Linked DNA regions of Homo sapiens: region 1 is linked to region 2. A link is a loop called in an ENCODE intact Hi-C map of the cell type or tissue named here. Cell type or tissue: PC-3. All regions are shown on one strand. Each heading gives the region's core, and the rest is flanking DNA. Links, peaks and the distances in the headings are about the cores only. Region 1 has its middle 170 kb from the start of GACAT2. Region 2 has its middle 48 kb from the start of NDUFV2.

Evidence for each region. Hi-C counts contacts between places; a loop is a spot of excess contacts. Peaks named below come from ENCODE experiments on the same cell type or tissue, not always from the same donor. Only the 100,000 strongest peaks of a DNase experiment are listed, where the experiment ranks them.
Region 1: a loop joins it to region 2, with 11 times the contacts of the local background. A loop is called at or near these places in 3 of 110 quality-filtered maps.

Annotation. Positions count from the first base shown.
Region 1 is chr18:8,878,262-8,885,794 of GRCh38, reverse strand. No RefSeq gene overlaps it. Among named protein-coding and RNA genes, the nearest start is that of GACAT2, 170 kb to the right of the region's middle. In PC-3, for the core only: a CTCF peak has its summit at 3,066 (motif pointing left); DNase peaks (open chromatin) are centred at 2,354, 2,704 and 3,054; H3K27ac peaks cover 1,796 bases.
Region 2 is chr18:9,050,963-9,058,495 of GRCh38, reverse strand. No RefSeq gene overlaps it. Among named protein-coding and RNA genes, the nearest start is that of NDUFV2, 48 kb to the left of the region's middle. RefSeq lists a silencer at 2,917-3,026. In PC-3, for the core only: a CTCF peak has its summit at 3,053 (motif pointing right); a DNase peak (open chromatin) is centred at 3,005; H3K27ac peaks cover 862 bases.

The DNA of each region.
Region 1 (7,533 bases), core at 883-5,882, 170 kb after region 2:
AACTTACAAGGGATGTGAAGGACCTCTTCAAGGAGAACAACAAACTACTGCTCAACAAAATAAAAGAGGGCACAAACAAATGGAAGAACATTCCATGCTCACAGATAGGAAGAATCAATATTGTGAAAATGGCCATACTGCCCAAGGTGATTTATAGATTCAATGACATCCCCATCAAGCTACCAATGACTTTCTTCACAGAATTGGAAAAAACTACTTTAAAGTTCATATGGAACCAAAAAAGAGCTCACATTACCAAGTCAGTCCTAAGCCAAAAGAACAAAGCTGGAGGCATCATGCTACCTGATTTCAAACTATACTACAAGGCTACAGTAACCAAAACAGCATGGTACTGGTACCAAAACAGCATGGTACTGGTACCAAAATAGAGATATTGACAAATGGAACAGAATAGAGCCCTTGAAAATAATACCACACATCTACAACCATCTGGACTTTGACATACGTGACAAAAACAAGAAATGGGGAAAGGATTCCCTATTTAATACATGGTGCTGGGAAAGCTGGCTAGCCATATGTAGAAAGCTGAAACTGGATCCCTTCCTTACACCTTATACAAAAATTAATTCAAGATGGATTAAAGACTTAAATGTTAGACCTAAAACCATAAAAACCCTAGAAGAAAACCTAGGCAATACCATTCAGGACATAGGCATGGATAAGGACTTCATGACTAAAACACCAAAAGCAATGGCAACAAAAGCCAAAATTGACAAATGGGATCTAATTAAACTAAAGAGCTTCTGCACAGCAAAAGAAACTACCTTCAGAGTGAACAGGCAACCTACAGAATGGGAGAAAATTTTTACAATCTACCCATCTGACAAAGGGCGAATATCCAGAATCTACAAAGAATTTAAACAAATTTACAAGAAAAAAACAAACAACCCCATCAACAAGTGGGTGAAGGATATGAACAGACACTTCTCAAAAGAAGACATTTATGCAGCCAAGAGACACATGAAAAAATGTTCCTCATCACTGGCCATCAGAGAAATGCAAATCAAAACCACTGTGAGATACCATCACATACCAGTTCAAATGGCGATCATTAAAAAGTCCAGAAACAACAGGTGCTGGAGAGGATGTGGAGAAATAGGAACACTTTTACACTGTTGGTGGGACTGTAAACTAGTTCAACCATTGTGGAAGACAGTGTGGCAATTCCTCAAGGATCTAGAATTAGAAATACCATTTGACCCAGCCATCCCATTACTGGATATATACCCAAAGGATTATAAATCATGCTGCTATAAAGACACATGCACACGTATGTTTATTGCGGCACTATTCACAGTAGCAAAGACTTGAACCAACCCAAATGTCCAACAACGATAGACTGGATTAAGAAAATGTGGCACATATACACCATGGAATACTATGCAGCCATAAAAAAGGATGAGTTCATGTCCTTTGTAGGGACATGGATGAAGCTGGAAACCATCATTCTGAGCAAACTATTGCAAGGACAGAAAACCAAACACCGCATGTTCTCACTCATAGGTGGGATTTGAACAATGAGAACACTTGGACGCAGGGTGGGGAATGTCATACACCAGGGCCTATCGTGGAGTGGGGGGAGGGGGGAGGGATAGCATTAAGAGATATACCTAATGTAAATGACGAGTTAACAGGTAAAGCACACAAACATGGCACATGTATACATATGTAACAAACCTGCACGTTGTGCACACATGCCCTAGAACTTAAAGTATAATGATGATGATAATAATAATAATAAAGAAGATATGCATCAGGCTTCATGTGTCAAAATGCCTGCCTTATCCTATCTTTCCATCTTATTTATTTATTTTTTGAGATGAAGTTTCACTCTTATCGCCCAGGCTGGAGTGCAAAGGCACGATCTCGGCTCACTGCAACCTCTGCCTTCCAGGTTCAAGCAATTCCCTGCCTCAGTCTCCTGAGTAGCTGGGATTACAGGCATGCACCACCATGCCTGGCTAATTTTGTATTTTTAGTAGAGATGGGGTTTTGCCATGTTGGTCAGGCTGGTCTCAAACTCCTGACCTCAAGTGATCTGCCTGCCTTGGCCTCCCAAGGTGCTGGGATTACAGGTGTGAGCCACTGTGTCCAGCCCATCTTATTTAATTTTTATACCTCCTTTGGGAAGCCAAGGTGAAAGAATCACTTGAGGCCAGGAGTTTGAGACCAGCCTGGGTGAAATAGTAAGACCCTGTCTCTACAAAAAAAAAAAAATGAGAAAATTAGCCGGGTGTGTAGCCTGTAGTCCCAGCTACTCAAGAGGCTGAAGCACAAGGATCACTTGAGCCCAGGAGTTCAAGGCTGTGGTAAGCTATGATCAAGCAACTGAACTCCAGCCTGGATGACACAGCAAGCCTTTGTCTCTAAAAAAATAAAAAATAAATAAAAAATTTTATATACATTAAGATTTAAAGGCCATGAAAGTTGTTCTTCAATAGAAAACTACGTTAGTGTTAGATATAAGTTCTAATTTTCTCTTCAAAGAATCAGCATGTCAGTATGTTTAATTCTTTGCCTTCTACTTTTAAACTTAACTTCCTCGTAAAGCAACTTTTTTCGATTACTTACTCCACCCTGACTCATTCTGATTATCTACTCCACTCTGACTCATTCCAATCACCTGCTCCACTCTAACTTATTCAGATTACCTGCTACCTGCTCCGCCCTGACTCGTTCTTCACCCTGCTTAACCATTTTTTCCTGCCAAAACACCCACCCCCTCACCCTCTTTAAATTAGCCAATCGGAATTATTTTAGCCTGTGCAGTCTAACCCTAGCCAATAGGGGAACGACACAGCAGCAGGTGCCACGTGCGTCAGGGATAAGAACCTCTTCCCCTCCCTTGTCCAAGTGTGTGCTCACCATTGCTCCATCTATAAGGGTGCACCCTTCTATAGAAGTAACTTGCCTCGCTGAGAATTAAAATTTTATATTTGAGTGCTATTTCTTTTGTGGCATTGAAACTTTATATATAACAATTTGGGGGCTCGCCCATGATTGCATTCCCCTCTTGGGATGGTCTCTGGTTCTGTCTCGTGAGGAGGCGCGCCCCGCCCCCTTGTGGCAGCCTCAGGGGTGAGAAATGATTCCTCAGTATGGGAATAACCCAAGCTCTCAGCAACATGGAAAAAAAAATAAAGGCAAGAACTTTCCAGTGGGGAAATTGAGCCTTATCCCAAAAGGCAAGAAATTTCCAGTGAGGAAATTGAGCCTCACCCCAAAACACAAGAAATTTCCAGTGGGGAAATTGAGCCTCACCCCAAAACACAAGAAATTTCCAGTGGGGAAACTGAGCCTCACCCCAAAAGGTGAGAAATTTCCAGTAGGGGAAATTGAACCTTGAACCTTACCCCAAAACCATCAAGATGGGAAATACACCAAGCAAGAGAGGGAGCAAGGAGGATAAAGATGGTAACAAAGATATCACTCTGGATAGCCCCCTAGGTCTCATGCTAAAACACTGGAAGGCTAATGAAAGGACTAAACATAGGAAAAAGCAACAAATGATAAAATATTGCTGTTTTCTTTGGACTCAGGGACCCATCCTCAAACCCTCAATCTTCTGGCCGAAGTTTAGGTCGAATGAGGATGCAATGTGTCAGTTTCTAATCTGATATGTTAATGATAGAAGTCCAGTGTCTCAAGAAGAACTAGGCTATGGAGGCAAGGACCTGCCCTCCTTTTTCCCTTAAAAACAAATAGGGAAGAACCCAATCTGGCACCTCAAAATGAAAAGTCAGAGGAGCCAGCTCTCATGCCTAAAAATTCCAGCACATGGGATCCCCTAGACTATCTTCCCCCATTCAGTGTCCCCAATTTTTCCCCTCAGACAGCCACTGCTGCCTCAGATCCCATTCCAAATTCCTCCTCTACTCACATTATCCCTCCTCCTTATAACCCTGACTCTTGGGAATTACCATCCCATCAGCCTGTTCTCTCCCAACCTAAATACCCCTCTCTAAAAGGACTCCAGCATGAGGTAGAACAATGTAAAAAAGATATTCAGGATTTCCCATTTCCCTTGGTACCTAAGAGGTCAGCCCCAGTGCTCTTCGCTTTGAAAGAGGTACCACAAGGAGGGGGTGGCCATTGGCTTTGTAAATACTCCCCTAACCAGTTCAGAAGTCCAGAATTTTTTTTAAAAAGGAGCTTAAACTGCTACTAGGTGACCCTTACGGTGTGGCAGACCAAATTGAGCAATTCTTAGGACCTCAGTTGTAAACTTGGGTTGAGTTAATGTCCATCTTGGGTGTCCTCTTTTTAGGGGAAGAAAGAGTAGCTCCACTACTGCAGGTCCTTCCCCTAGGGGAAAGGGAAGGAGAGAGGAGAACAGCAGCATAAGCAGCTGGCAGAGGCAGGGAAAGAACAGTAGAGAGGAAAGAGAGAAAGAGAGGGGAAAGAGAAAGAGAGAGCAGAAAGAAAGAGAGAGACAGAAAGAGAGGCGGAGAGAGAGGAAGAGACAGAAAGACAAAGAGGGAGTCAAAGAGAGAGATAGGCAGAGAGAGAGAGGAAGAGACAGAGAGACAAAGAGGGGGTCAAAGAAAGAGAAAGAGACAGAAAGTCAAAGAGAGAAAGAGAGAAGTAGTAAAGAGAAAACAGTGTAACCTATTCCTTTAAAAGCCAGGGTAAATTTAAAACCTGTAATTGATAATTGAAGGTCTTCTCCATGAGCTTATAACACCCCAATACTACCTTGTTGTCAGTATAAACAAGGGCATAGCCGGAAAGCACTGAGGCCTTCCTATCAAAAATCATTAACCCAGTAACTTGTGGATGGCCCAAATGCATTTAATCTGTAGCTGCAACTGCTTTGCTAGCAGAAGAAAGTAGAAAAATAGCTTTTAGAGGAAACCTCATTGTGAGCACAACTCCCCAGTTCAGAACCATCCTAAGTCAAAAAAAAAAAAAAAAAAAAAGCAAAAATGTAGCTTACTAACTCAAAAATCTTGAAGTATGGGACTATTCTGTTAGAAAAAGATGATTTAACATTAGCCACTGATAATTCCCTTAACCCAGCAGGTTTCCTAACAGGGGATCTAAATCTTAATTAATTACCATACAAAGGTCTGACCAGACCTAGGAGGAACTCCCTTTAGGACAGTTCCCGGGAGGACAGATGGTTCCTCCCGGGTGGGTGACTGAGGGAAAAAGACACAATAGGTATTCAGTAATTGATAGGGAAACTCTTGTAAAAGCAGAGTTAGGAAAATTGCCTGATAATTGGTCTACTCCAAGGTTTGAGCTGTTTCCACTCAGCCAAGCCTTAAAGTACTTACAGAACCAGGAAAGAACCATCTATACCAATTCTAAATTTGGACTAAACAAAGTCTTATTAACAGCAAAGGATAATTGAAATCCAAAACTTACAAGGTTTTCAACAAAAGTAAAGTTTGCTCAAAGTTAACAGTGTAACATGTATTATCCTAACTTCAAATCTTATGGCCTTAGGCAGTCTAGTCCACAGACAGGAAGGAAGTTCGCTTTGGAAAAGAATGGTTATCATCTTTAGGGGGAAAAAAGTGGGGGTGTGGGGTGGGGGGGAGAATTTATGTAAAAATAATGTTATATGGTAAATTCTTATCCTAAAATAAATTAACTGGTTGTTTAAAGAAAAGGATGTTTGCAACAAGTCACAAAGTTGAGGCGTGTCAAAGAATTGTCTGTGAAAATCATGAAAAAAAAAGTTATAAAGGGAATTTATGCAAGAAATGTTGTAGAATTTAAAAGTAATTAGGCCTCCTCAATGTAAAAATATTGAAGAAGTAGTTTATGTGCAAGGTGAATAAGGTAAGTAAAATATACCTTTGGTAAAAGGATTATAAGGAGGCATAAGAATGTGGATTTTTACCTACATTAAAAACTTTAAAAAAATATTTTGTTTTAAAGGTTTTAGCAAGTTTTGAAACATTAATTGTAAAGGAAATTCTGTGTGTAAACATATTGGTTAAAGTTAAAGAGGTATCATCCAGTTTTTCTGTGAACTGGACATTAAAATAAAAGCTCAACAGGTTTTTCTTAAAGCACTAACCCGCTCTTTAACAGAAATTATAAAAGGTTAAAGAGTCTATAAAAATCTTACCTTATGGTCAGACATTAAAAAGTGAATAAATATGTCTACAAAGTTTTATTAAAACTAAGTTTAACATTAATAACACACTAATATAAAGGTGAAATATAGCTTATCTGGTATGAAAACCATACAGGAAGCATTGTCAAATATAAAATATAAAATTGTCAAATATAAAAATGTTTGGCTTTCTTTGGTCTAAAAACCAATAAAAAGAGGTGCTAACGGAAATTTCTCAGTAAGAAGGCACCAAGGACTATAAAGTCCACTGCTGATGTCCCTACAATTAAAACAAAAGGTCAATTTCTTAGAAATTATATACTTGGTGTATCTTCCACTTTCCTTTCCTTCAAAACTAAAAGTCTTTTAGCACAGGTACCACCCCTAGAATTTCCGGTAAACCAGCACCAGCCTGAAGAACATGTTTTCATCAAAGAGTGGAAAGAAGAAAAACTCGAGCCAGCCTGAGAAGGACCATATCTTGTGCTGCTAACCACTGACACTGCTGTTCATACAGCAAAAAAGGGATGGACTCATAACACCTGAGTCAAGAAAGCGCCACCGCCTCCAGAGTTGTGGGCCATAGCCCCAGGGGAAAACCCTACCAAATTAAAGCTAAGAACAATTTAATTCTCTTTCATTTATTCTGTTACTCTTTCTTCTTTCCTCACTCTATTGTTGACCACCTAGTTATTAACATAACCAAGTCAATTTCACCTCAAACTATTGCATTTAATACTTGCCTTGTTATACCCTGTGGGGACTTGTCAAGTCAAAGACAGCTCTCTCCTTCAGAAAAGTACCTCTGTCCCTCCTGACTCTCTTCAGACTGGGCATTAGTAAACTAGGACCATTTAATCTGGGGAGATATCGATAAAGACCCCAGTGTCAACCAGGAGTCTTGCCCCCGGATGTAGTGCTTTTATGCCATAGTTGGTCCAACATTCTGTGGGCCACTAAAGAGCAAGGATGGACTGCCCCAACTGGTTTTTGTAATTTCCTAAAACCATACCTTCATTTTACTGGAAGATCATAGAAGTTAAAGACTTAAAACAAACTTTGGCAATTAAGGCAGATACCAAGATGCAAACGCCTGGTTGGAATGGATTAAATATTCCATCCACACGTTAAACAAAAGCAATTGTTATTATGCTTGTGCACACGGCAGGCCAGAGGAACAGACTGTCCCCTTTCCTCTAAGGTGGTCCTTAGAGGCATGGGCTGCATGGTGGCTCTTTTCCAGGATTCTACAGCCTGGAGTAATAAGTCATGCCAAGCTCTCTCTCTGCTATATCCCGGAGTCCGGCACCCTGCGGGTCAGCCCCTGAGGGCCATCCAGCTTCCATCTCCCAACACTAAGTTCACTTTGTGTCTCTCATGACAGGGGGAAAACTTAGCATTCCTTGGAGACCTGAAGGGATGCAGTGAGCGTAAGGATTTTC
Region 2 (7,533 bases), core at 1,081-6,080:
CAGGTTTTTGAGTAGAGAAATGTTTCCTCTAGGTCCTGAGCTTTTTCTATGCATTCCAGACCATCCCTAGGTTGTGATACTGGGTAACCAAACAGGCCTATTTTTCAGGGTACCCGAACAGCCACGTATCAGCTCTCCAACTATAGGGTTGTCACTGTGCTGTCCACTACAGGACATAGGAACTTCCCACATCAGCCATGTGTTGTTTCCCATACAATGGGTGGGTTTGGTAGCTTGGTGAATGACAGTCCAATGACCAGAACCAAAGAGGATTGTTAACAAGGGGATTTTCTTACTTGCAACAGATAAGAACACCTGGTCCCAAAGCAGTACCTCCCGGGACTGGGAGCTGGATCTAGTTTTTATAAGCAAAGGGTAATGAGGCATGATCTCACTGGATCCTGCCATGGGGTGACGCCACAGCTAGATCTGATTGGATCCTGGATCCTGCCATGGGGTAACGCCACAGCTAGATTTGATTGGATCCTGGATCCTGCCATGGGGTGACGCCACAGCTAGATCTGATTGGATCCTGGATCCTGCCATGTGGTGTCCACTTCTTAATCCAGTCCCCTGCCCTCAGCCTGAGCACTTAGGTTCCCCCTGTGATTCTTGGTTCATCTGGGCATGCCCAGGTCACGTGACCCAAGGGTCCAGGGCAACTGAAAAACAACCCACAACTTTGTTACATAAAAGATGAATCAGATGGGTCTGGTGCTATAATGTGACTATGGAACCTGAAATATGGCTACTTTGAATTGGAATGTGTTGTAAATGTAAAATACATTTTGGATTTCTAAGACTTAGTACAAAAAATATATATAAACCATCTCATTAATTTTTACATTGATTACATGTTGAAATCAGAATATTTTGGATATATTTGGCTAAATAAAATATATAATTAAAATGAGCTTCACCCATGTCTTTTTGCTTTTAAAACTGTGGCTACTATAATTTTTTATTTTTTTGGGGGGACAGTCTCACTCTGTTGCCCAGGAGTGCAGTGGCACAATCTCAGTTCATTGCAACCTCCACCTCCTGGATTTGAGCGATTCTCCTGCCTTGGCTTCCTGAGTAGCTGGGACTACAGATGCTCACCCTCACGGCTGGCTAAGTTTTGTATTTTTAGTGGAGACAGGGTTTCGCCATGTTGGCCAGGCTGGTCTTGAACTCCTGACCTCGAGTGATCCCCCTGCCCTGGCCTCCCAAAGTGCTGGGGTTACAGGCATGAGCCACTGCGCCTGGCCTGGAAAATTTTAAGTTAAATGTATTTCTGTGGGAAAGCACTGCTCTAGAAATTCAGAACAATAGAATAATTGCATGTCAGGGAGAAGGAAAACAAGAAAAAAATAAGTATGCTGACTTTTCTTCCTCTTCTGGGTCCTGAGGGAATTAGAGAAGAAAAATATATCTTATATCTTAGAATTTTCGAGCTAGCAAAGCCATTAGAAATGACTGAGTCTGATACTTCTCAAAGCAGAGAACCTATCAGCTTCTGAAAATAATTCATAGATGGGGAGGAGTCCTCAGAACTCAGCTTGAGAAGCTATGGTGGCATCCAGCGAACTTACTTTGTAGATGAGGAAACCAAGACTCAGGGAGTCTAAGTGGCATAAGGGCAGCCTGCTAGTCAGTGGAGACCTACGACTAGAAACCAGGTCCTCCCTTCGCCCGCTCTCCTCTCTGGTACCCTATGAAAATGTTTACTTATTTATCTTCTTAATAAGAATAACAAATAACAAAAATTTCGTGCTTTTATTTTTAAAAACATATCAGTACTGCGCATATAGAAAAGTGATATTATCCAAATAAATGTCAAGTTCAGTTCACTTCCTTTCACTCAACTGCCATGACACTTCCATATTTCCCTTTTATTCCAAATATCTTAAGATCCCCTTCGGGGCTTTATATTCTATTTTCTGCCACCCTGATGAGCCTTAAAAAAACCTCATTTGGATAGCTGCTTCTCTGGATCTAGACAGGATTTGAGGGGATTATATTTCCTTTCCAGATTCTTCTCCTTTTCAAATTAATGTTTCCTCTTTAAAATATATACCCTCAACCTATTCAAAGTCTTTTCTTCAGGATGGCTGTTAATAAAACGTGTCTTGTAACAACAGTGTCTATGGCCTCCCTGCAGCCAACTCAGCTCACTGAGAGGCGGCCCTCTATAGTACACTCTGATAAACTTCTTTAGTTTCCTTCTATTGTAGTACCATATTTCCTTAAAAAAAAATCAGCCGGGCGCAGAGGCTCACGCCTGTAATCCCAGCACTTTGAGAGGCCGAGGCGGGCAGATGACCTGAGGTCAGGAGTTCGAGACCAGCCTGGCCAACATGGCAAAACCCTATCTCTACCAAAAATACGAAAATTAGCCGGGCGTGGTGGCGGGTGACTGTACACCCAGCTACTCAGGAGGCTGAGGCAGGAGAATTGCTTGATCCCAGGAAGGGGAGGTTGCAGTGAGCTGAGATTGTGCCACCGCACTCCAGTCTAGGTGACACAGCAAGACTCTGTTCTCACAAGAAAAAAAAAAAAAAAAAGAAAAGAAAAAGAAAGAACATTCCAGGAATGCTCCAATTGTGTTTTTGCTGTACTTTTTGTCTTGCTTGGTGTAGATGAAGCCCTGTAGTGGATACCTGGCAGGCTTTGCCATAGTGTTTCCTTGGTCTAAGGAAGTTCAGCCTTGCACTCAAGTTCTTCACCCCTGGGGCAATTGTGAAATTGACTTTAGTAATTAAAAGTTCTCTTTTATCTTTGTTTACTCTGAATGCTTTAGAATCATTAAATACAAATATTAGAACTGTCAGTGCTCTTTAAGATAATCTACTTAGCCCACCAGTACTTTCTCTTTCTGTCTACAATTGAAAGAAAAATGAGATTTTGGAGTCTCTGTGATTACTTTGCAGAAGAAAGCTATTATGAAGAAATAGTCTAAGGAACTAACTCATGCCAGGTAAGTCAGTGTTTCTGTTCATTTGGTGATGACTAATATTGGCATTCATCTGGCTGTTGTTAAGTGTAACGATTTAAAATTATTATATTGTGTAACCAAAAGATGGCAGTACTCCCTCTTCCTGTTTGGTTTTAGGACAAAATGGAAAGGTCATTTTGTTCTTACTACATTTTTCCCTTTACTCACCACAAAATGAAAATAATGAGTAAAAGTCACATAAGCAAATAAATAAAATATATTCCCAACCTCTTTAGTACAACCCTAATTACTTGATATAGCCATATCTATGCAAAAGAATGCAAGTCATTTTCTTTTCTTTTCTTCACTTGGTTTACTTTTCTAACAGTAGATGTTTGCTTCTATTTGGAACATTTAAAACGATGGCACCAGAAACCTCCATGATCCTTCTCAAAGGAGAGAGAACATGTCAGTTTCACTGAATGGTAGTTCATGTCCATACATGCCAAGAGAATATTGGACAAAAGCAAAATGCAGCAATAGTGATAGTTTATTTTCTGGTCATTACATTTCCCAAAATTATTACTCCACTCACCCTACCCCATCTTTTCTGAGGCATCTATATTGATTTATCCTTCAAATTCCAGCAATATTTTTATTTTATTTATTTATTTTCTTGTGAGATAGGCCACTAGACAAGTAATATTCTATCTAGAATATTACAGTTACACCTAGACCAAAGCTCTGTTTAAATAGAAAACCATACAATTTGGCATTGCAAATAAATAATTTGGCACCTGATGGCACTGAACTCCCTCAAAAATAATTATTCTAATTCATTCTCTTTCAGGTGGCTACATACAAAGCAAAGTTGTGGACATCTGTGTTGACACATTGTATGTTGTAGTCAGATGGGCTTGAATTCCTGCCTAGACCTTGCTAGGCACTGTGATTTGGAGCGAGATGTGCAACTTTGGGCAAGTTTCTGCCTAAGAAAAACGAGGATAAAATATCTAATTCTCAGGCTTGTTTTGAGAATAAGGTGAAAAGATATCTATACTGTGCCTAGCAAACAGTAGGCACTCAGTCAACCTAAGCCTACTTCTTTCCTATTAAGAAGACAAACATGTACATCCACTATTACTGTCAGCTGCTCAATAGAAGAAAATAAATAGGCTATATGTCTATAAATATTCTGTTCCTTTAGGAACAAATATTTAATTGGTTTACATGTTCCACATGGACTATTGTTGAAATCATTCATTCAGCAACTTCTATAGCAGTAACTAACATTTACTGTGTGCCAGGGCCTTTCTAAATGTCTTTACACATATTAACTCCTTTTCCTCGCAGCATCACCAAGAAAAGATGCTATCATCCCTATTTTACAGCAGGAGACTTGGAGTCACAGAGCCGTTAAGTCACTTGTCTGAGGTCACACAGCTAGATGAAAATCCTAGGATTCAAATCCAAGCAGACTGCCTCTGGAGTCTGGGTTCATAACCATTATGCCATTGCACATCTCTGAAACCACCTTTGCAAAAGTTATAATAGTGAGAATACTATGGCAGTGAAAGAGATCTGACTTAACCAACTCCATCTTGCCTGTAACCTCCATTCCTGGGTGTGGGCCAAGCTAACTTTGGGAGAAATCTATCCTTAAAGCAAGGATGATAATATCCCTCCCCAAATTAAACTGCCTTAGTAAAACTAATGAAAGGCCACAAGGTTAGGGTTATGAGAAGAATCTGAGTTCTGCAAAGATGTAGGTATAGTTAAAGAATAACCAGTCATTGTTCTGGTGGTCACAAGATTTGTAACTTCTCCAATTACTCCTATAAATAACCTCTACTATTGTAGAACCTAATATTGGCCTTTGGAGATATCTTTTCAGACTTTAGCTTTTCTGATGACCAAGATGACTCCATTTGGACTTATGACTCAATGGGTCCTGTGGCCCCCACCCAGAAGCAGACTCAGGGCATGAGGACCATTTTCCACATCCCTATGATTGCATCCCCAACCATCAGCAGCACCCATTCCCTAGCCCCCTGCCCACCAAACTATCTTGAAAAAACCCTAGCCTCTGAATGTTTGGAGAGGCTGATTTGAATAATAATAAAATTCTGCTCTCCTGTTTAGCTGGCCCTATGTATCTTGAACCCTTTCTCTATTGCAATTCCCTTGTCTTGATACATTGGTTTTATCTGGGCAGCAAGTGAGAAGAACCTGTTGGGCAGCTATAGCACCAGTTTCCCTGCTGAAAAAGAAGAGGAAAAGTACATTGAAAGGATGTTTTTTTCTCCTGATGTTTGGAGAATATGAGGGACCTTTACTGTTGAGATGTTAACTCAGCAGAGAAAAAGGGGGAGTGGACAAACAAGAATGTATCTAAAAATGGTGAGGGCAGCAAAGAATTATGTCAGAACTGTTGGGAATCCCAGTACTAGGAGATCTTCCATCCTGTGGCTGTGAGTTACCGTGGATATTTCTCTTTGTTCATTAAGACATTGTAGGGACATTTAGTATTCTTCAGAAGCCTCAGCTCTCCATTTTGCCATGGCAGTTATTAGTTCCATTAAAAGGTGAAGGCTTTCAGAGTGAATGAATTCTCCTTCCCTTACAGCCAGGGAATGAGCTTCTCAGGTATAAGATAATATGGCATTGTTCCATATTCCATTCCCAACCCTGAGCTAAAGCTAGTGAAGGTGGTAGACTTTCAAGGTCATTTAGACCCAAAACATTCACTGGGGCCCTAGTTTGCATAGTCACAGGTCATCGCTCTACCCCTTTTATTACTAACTTGTGGATATGAAGCCCACCATGTTTCACCATATTCTGCCACTGCCATCCAAAATCCCAATTTTCCTGGTCTTCCAGTCCCTCCTTCTCCCAGCCCCTACTGCTGTGCTTCCCCTTGTTGTCAACCTCCTGTCTTACACTTTCCAAAGTGTTTGCTGGACTTCCTATTCCACTGTAAAATCATCCTAGCCTGCCATTTGCCTTTTAGCATTAAAAAAATTGAAAAATGTTACTTAGTCAAATGTACTGAGTTATTTTCTCAGTCTTTCCTCCCATTGTTTTTATGGTTAAGAAGTTAGTAAACCACTTTTAAAACCTCATCACCCATCTTATAGAATAGTTTTCCCCACAATAGGTAGCTTGGGTGGTTTTAAGAGCCAATAGACACCAGAGTTGTGAAATTTGCAATTCATATTTAAATTTGACACTTAGGCACTTAAGTAGGTTTTAATATTTATATAGTAGGTCTAAATATTCATATAGCCTGGTTTACATATTATATAGCAGGTCTAAATATTCATATTTAACGAGAGCAAAACTCCATCTCAAAAAAAAAATCAGATATTGTGAGACTTACTCACTACCACGAGAACAGTATGGGGGGAATTGCCCTCATGATTCAATTCTCTCCCACTGGGTCCCTCCCACAACATGTGGGAATTATGGGAGCTACAATTCAAGATATTTGGGTGGGGACACAGCCATACCATATCATTCCATCCCTGGCCCCTCCCAAATCTCATGTCCTCACATCTGAAAACCAATCATGCCTTCCCAACAGTCCCCCAAAGTCTTTTTTTTTTTTTTTTTTTTTTTGAGACGGAGTCTCGCTGTGTCTCCCAGGTTGGAGTGCAGTGGCGCGATCTCGGCTCACTGCAAGCTCCGCCTCCCAGGTTCATGCCATTCTCCTGCCTCAGCCTCCCAAGTAGCTGGGACTACAGGCGCCCGCCAACACGCCCGGCTAATTTTTTGTATTTTTAGTAGAAACGGGGTTTCACCGTGTTAGCCAAGATGGTCTCGATCTCCTGACCTCGTGATCCGCCCGTCTCGGCCTCCCAAAGTGCTAGGATTACAGGCGTGAGCCACCGCGCCCGGCCTCCCCCAAAGTCTTAACTCATTTTAGCATTAATTCAAAAGTCCACAGTCCAAAATCTCATCTGAGACAAGGCAAGTCCCTTCTGCCCATGAACCTGTAAAATCAAAAGCAAGTTAGTTACTTCCTAGATACAATGGGAGTGCAGGCATCGATAAATACACCCATACTGAATGGGAGAAATTGGCCAAAATGAAGGTGCTAAAGGCCCCATGCAAGTCTGAAATCCAGTGGGGCAGTCAAATCTTAAAGCTCTAAAATGATCTCCTTTGAATTCATGGCTCACATCCAGGTCACACTGATGCAAGAGGTGGGTTTCCATAGTCTTAGGCAGCTCCATCTCTGCAGTTATGCAGGGTACGGCCTCCCTCCCAGCTGCTTTCACAGGCTGGTGTTGAGTGTCTGTGGCTTTTCCAGGCACATAGTGCAAGTTATTGGTGGATCTATTATTCTGGGGTCTGGAGGATGGTGGCCCTCTCCTCACAGCTCCATTAGGCAGTGCTTCAGTGGGGACTCTGTGTGGGGGCTTCAACCCCACTTTTCCCTTCTGCACTGCCCTAACAGAGGTTCTCCTTGAGAGCCCCACCCCTGCAGCAAACTTCTGCCTGGACATCCAGGCATTTCCATAAATCCTCTGAAATCTAGGCAGAGGTTCCCAAACCTCCATTCTTGACTTCTACGCACCTGCAGGCTCAACACCACATGGAAGCTGCCAAGGCTT